Linked DNA regions of Homo sapiens: region 2 is linked to region 1. Evidence: read pairs that join two places in POLR2A ChIA-PET (ENCODE). Cell type or tissue: IMR-90. All regions are shown on one strand. Each heading gives the region's core, and the rest is flanking DNA. Links, peaks and the distances in the headings are about the cores only.

Region 1 (2,817 bases), core at 89-2,588:
GAATCTACAATTAAACTTTTATTACTGATTTTTAAAAAAGATAATTAGCTGTAACATTAATGTGTGTTGTGGGGCACAGGGCGGTCACTCAGTGGCTTTTACTAGAAAAACAACAGTGAATTTGAATCAAGTTCTGCAAATACAGAAATCACTAAGATATAAGCAGTTCCGTGAAGTTTGCAACCACCTAAAAGGATAATAAAGTTTTCATTCTTTATAACATCAGCATTGTTCCTACTGAAATTAAAAAGTGTGGTCAAACACAGTCACTGAATCAACCGTTTTCTTTCTGGGCAAATGTGGCATCTTCATTCACTGAGAGAAAAGGGTCACCATGAATTAACTTGGGCAGTTCGATGGGAAAGTTACCAGCGTTTTTGGCTAGGATGGGGAAGCGGTGAGTGAGTAATTCTCTTGGCCTGATTGGACAACTGTAAACATAACCTTCTCCCCCCCTCTTCTCAGCGATTTAAAGCTAAACAAAATGAAAGTCTGTTTGAAAAGCTTGCTGTTGGTGTCAGAGCCGTGGGATTTCAAACCTGGGTTTTCAGGATGCCTGAGTACATGGATCCTCTAACACATATCCCTTCATTATCTCTACTGAATGTAGCTGATGTTAGGGGAAGTTCTGTGCTGGAGACAGGGAATCTCACAGCACTGGACTCATGGAGGGTTTTTCTTTTGTTTTTTAGGCTTTTTAAAAAAAATGGTTGGTTTTTGCATGTTAAGGGGATTCTAGACCTCTGGGGTAGGCAGAGTTCCAGTGGCCTGTGAAAGGGAAAAATGAGTGAAGTTTCCTTACGACATGACTCATGTGTTTTTTTCTCATCATTTCTCGTTTTCTACTTTCATCCTGTCCACGTATTTGTGATTCAGAGATGTCCTGCAAACGGGGACTGCTGGGTTGGTGCACTGCCGGCTGGCTTAAGCATAACTGAAGTTTTTCTGCCCTACCCTCTTTTCCACAGAGAACCTGCAGTTTTGGAGGATTTGACTTGACGAATCGCTCTCTGCACGTTGGCAGTAATAATTCTGACCCAATGGTGAGTAACATCAGAGGAAAGCAAAAAATATGGATTCAGGCGATGAGGTTGACAATAGTTCACCATTGAGTATCTTTGAGAATTGATACTGGGTACCGTTTTCCTTGGTAATCCTGAGTCACGTTTGGAAAAAAGCTCTATTTCACTTGCCTTACAGACTCCACTGTTCCACGTGGAATGAATGATGACCACTCTCACTGCCATCTCCTTCCTTGAGTAGCACAGTTCCTTTAATGCCTTTGCTTCCAGTTTTCTTCAAGTAACAAATCCAGATAAGTCTGGCCTCTGTGGTCTGAGTCATTTTGCACACGGCCTTTTCTTCTTGCTAGTTGCAAGCATGTAACTACTACACACACATAGTGCCATGAAGTGGAGCCCTGTGATTTGGTCCCCAAGAGTATGTGCTGGCATTTTGGAACACCAGTCTTATTATGGGCCCAGTACCTGGCCCCACATGGCCTATACTAAGCCTAGGATTTTGTGGTCTGGGGTGTCCTGGAATGAACCCAGTCTCTGTGGGACCAAAGCAGACCAGATCCCTCAGGGGTCTGGTGTCAGGCCCAGGTGTCTGCCCTCTCAGACCTGCTTTGGGGTCATAGTCTAGGGACAGGCCACCACAGTGGCACACAAGTTTTGTTTCCTGAAATTTGCTTTCTCAGACCCCAAGGGTGAAGGTGAGTCTTTTTTTTTTTTTTTTTTTTTTTTTTTTTTAAGATGGAGTCTCGCTCTGTAGCCCAGACTGGAGTGTAGTGGCACAATCTTGCCTCACTGCAACTTCTGCCTCCCAGATCCCAGTTAAGCAATTCTCCTGCCTCAGCCTCCCGACTGGCTAGGATTACAGGTGCACGCCACCATGCCCAGAGAATTTGTGTATTTTTAGTAGAGATGGGGTTTCTCCATGTTGGCCAGGCTGGTCTTGAACTCCTGACCTTGTGATCCGCCCATCTTGGCCTCCCAGAGTGCTGGGATTACAGGTGTGAGCCACGCGCCCGGCCTTTGGTGAGTCTTACATGTAGTTTAGCTTGTCCTTTGCATTGTGTCATAAAACTGTAAAATGAAGATTTCATGTTTCATATTTGTTATGATCATGGGTCAGCTAAAATACCCACCTGGGATATATATGAAATGTTTTGAAAATTTCCTGGAAGAGAATTAAACTATTTTATTTGGCTATCGAATTATATTGATTCTTAAGCCAATAGTTTTCTGCTGTCAATCTTTTTTAGAAATGAGAGAAAATATGATTTTTTTCTTTCTCAGGGAGAAGTTTGTTTTTTAAAAAAATGCAGACTAGAATGAGAGATGACCACAATCTAGCTCTTTAAGAGAGAGAAATTTACACACTGAGTGCTATGGTGATGGAAATCCAATCAGATGTTGCTCTTCTAACGACTGAGCTTTCACCATTTGTTCTAATCTCTTTCTCCAGGCAATTCGGTAGTATTATCCCTCTATTCTCCCCCATTGCTGGGATTACATGAACATTGGTTCATGTAAATCACTTTTTTTTTTTTTTTTTCCCTCTGAGAGGGAGTCTCACTCTGTCGCCCAGGCTGGAGTGCAGTGACGCGATCTCAGCTCACTGCAAGCTCCACCTCCCGGATTCACACCATTCTCCTGCCTCAGCTTCCTGAGTAGCTGGGACTACAGACGCCCACCACCACGCCCAGCTAATTTTTTGTATTTTTAGTAGAGACGGGGTTTCACCGTGTTAGTCAGGATGGTCTCGATCTCCTGACCTCGTGATCCACCTGCCTCAGCCTCCCAAAGGTAA
Region 2 (2,817 bases), core at 229-2,728, 390 kb before region 1:
TTTTGAGATGGACTCTCTCTTTGTCGCCCAGGCTGGAGTGCAGTGGTGCGATCTTGGCTCACTGCAACCTCCGCCTCCCAGGTTCAAGCAATCCTTCTGCCTCAGCCTCCCGAGTAGCTGGGATTGCAGGCATGCGCCACCATGCCCAGATAATTTTTGTGTTTTTAGTAGAGATGGGGTTTCACCATGTTGGCCAGGCTGGTCTTGAACTCCTGACCTCAGGTGATCCACCAGCCTCAGCCTTCCAAAGTACTGGGATTACAGGCGTGACTCACCACGCCCAGCCCTGCAACTTTATGAAAAAAAAAAAAGGAAAAAATAAAACTGGCTATCTTAAATAAGGATTTTTAAATCCAAAATTTCCTTGAGGAAAACTCTGTCATTAAGTTTTTCAGAATAAAAATTATATTTACTTTACAAAAGAAGTATTTACCAAATTATGCAGACAGTATATCTATCTTTGGAACTCTGAATGTAAACATTTGAGGAATTCCACATGTCATTCCCTTGAAGGTTTGAGCTTAGCTAGTTGTGAGCTTTTTTTATTCTTTTGATGAATCTGGATATTTTCACCATGGAAAACACAGCTCCCTCTAAATCCTGTCTGTGGGAGAATAACTGGCCTGGACATGTTCATATCTTTAAGAGGACAACATTTAAAGAAACAAAAATCTGCTGCTCTAAATATGCTACATTCTTTTTTTTTTTTTTTTTGGAGACGGAGTTTTGCTCTTGTTGCCCAGGCTGGAGTGCAGTGGCGCGATCTCGGCTTACTGCAACTTCTGCCTCCTAGGTTCAAGCAATTCTCCTGCCTCAGCCTCCCGAGTAGCTGGAATTACAAACATGTGCCACCACGCCCAGCTAATTTTGTATTTTTAGTAGAGACAGGATTTCTCCATGTCGGCCAGGCTGGTCTTGAACTCCCGACCTCAGGTGATCCGCCCACCTCAGCCTCCCAAAGTGCTGGGATTACAGGTGTGAGCCACCACACCCTACATTTATTTTCATGCTGTTTCAGCTTCAGTATGAAATGCCTGGGCAGAAAACATTTTTGTTTCATTAATAACCTCTGGGTTTGTGGCTCTAATAAATAAATTTCTTGGATTTTTTCTCGTGTAGATTTCACTAGTTTTCAAGCAAGATAATTTTTGAAAAACAAAATATAGGTTTTTGCATAGCCCTACTATCTATCGCATGTGAAGGTGACAGCATTGTATTGATTGCCATTGACAAATTTGCTGTACAACATGTAAGTACCATAGACAAAGTTAGGACCGTAGGCAAATCTTACCAGGTGTGACAGGCACCTTGCTATCCACGGAAGTGGTGTCCCTCACCGAGGGCCTCTTCTTGTGCATCTCCTTTTCCCTTCAATATTTTTGTCCAGGGGACCTCTTGGTCACTCTCAAAAGGGGACCCTTTCCCAGCATTGCACAGTATTCGGAATACTAGTTTGAGCACAACTCTGGTTCAAATGGAAATCCTGTATCTTAGTCCATTAGGGCTACTATAACAGAAATACTATAGATTGGCCTGCATATAAACAACAGAAATTTATTTCTTACAATTCTAGAGACTGGGAAGTCCAAGGTCAGGCACCAACTGAATCAGTGTCTGGTGCAGCTTCCTGGTTCAGAGATGGCGCCTTCTTGTTGTATCCTCATATAGTGGAAGGGAGAGGACAATTCCTTGTCTCTTTTATAAGACACTAATCCCATGCATGAGCCCTTGTGACCCAATCACCTTTCAAAGGCCTCACCTCCAAATACTATCACATTGGGGATTAAATTTCAACATGAGTTTTTGGGGTACACACACATTCAGTCCATGGCTCCCTGCTACATATATTATACACATTATTCTGTCACCATATGCAGTGGAAATATGTACTAGGTGATTGAGTATGGGAGACCTGAGCTCTTAAAGAGCATTGGTAAGAATAGATTGCTGGCTTTGCTATTTCTCTACAAATAGCAGTCTTTACAACCTTCTTGGTTATCTGTGTCTAGAGAGGCAGAAAGTGGTCTTGACCCTCTTTAGAAGGATGGTTTCCCAGCATCAACCACTTATAATTGTAATGAGGCACTTAGTACCCCACCTGCAGTCTTAAATACTAAAGGTTTCCAGCTTCTTCCCTAGTAAACGTGAATCATTATTTACTTTGTGTGACTAAAACATCCCTAATTCATTTCCTGTTGTACTAAGCTTGTTACCTTTTAATAACTACATTCAAACCCTCTGTGAAAGATAACCTTTTCCCTTTTGAAGACATGTGTTGAATTTTTACGGTAGACTCCCCTTTCATTAAAAAATGATCTGGGCCAGGTGCAGTGGCTCATGCCTGTAATCCCAGCACTTTGGGAGGCCAAGGCAGGTGGATCACCTGAGGTCAGGAGTTCGAGACCAGCCTGGCCAACATAGTGAAACCCCGTCTCTACTAAAAATACAAAAATCAGCCAGGTGTGGTGGCAGGCACATGTAATCCCAGCCACCCGGGAGGCTGAGGCAGGAGAATTGCTCGACCATGGGAGGCGGAGGTTGCAGTGAGCCAAGATCATGCCACTGCACTCCAGCCTGAGTAACAGAGCAAGACTCCATAGGTCTGTCCCCACGCACAGCATCCCATGTTTGCAAGCTTGGCTTGGCCATTCATGTCCCGTTGCAGACCGCAGCACTGTCTCCAGAATCACATTGCTAGATGTGGCCATTGTGTCTTTAGTCAATGTTTAAGCAGAGATTAAACAAGAGCCCTATTTCTAGGGGCATTACAGGTTACTTTTATCATGATTCATAATTCTTCAAGCAAAGTATACAGCC

What was found. Peaks named below come from ENCODE experiments on the same cell type or tissue, not always from the same donor. Only the 100,000 strongest peaks of a DNase experiment are listed, where the experiment ranks them.
Region 2: POLR2A ChIA-PET joins it to region 1 with 13 read pairs; 2 of 35 experiments call an interaction of 5 or more read pairs at or near these places.

Annotation. Positions count from the first base shown.
Region 1 is chr6:148,524,323-148,527,139 of GRCh38, forward strand. It overlaps SASH1 (SAM and SH3 domain containing 1), which reads left to right. Exons shown (of 20, transcript NM_015278.5): 11 at 969-1,043. Among named protein-coding and RNA genes, the nearest start is that of SASH1, 180 kb to the left of the region's middle. In IMR-90, for the core only: no CTCF peak of the experiment used is centred there; DNase peaks (open chromatin) are centred at 449, 839 and 1,329; H3K4me3 peaks cover 1,136 bases; H3K27ac peaks cover 2,073 bases.
Region 2 is chr6:148,131,226-148,134,042 of GRCh38, forward strand. No RefSeq gene overlaps it. Among named protein-coding and RNA genes, the nearest start is that of SASH1, 210 kb to the right of the region's middle. In IMR-90, for the core only: no CTCF peak of the experiment used is centred there; no DNase peak of the experiment used is centred there.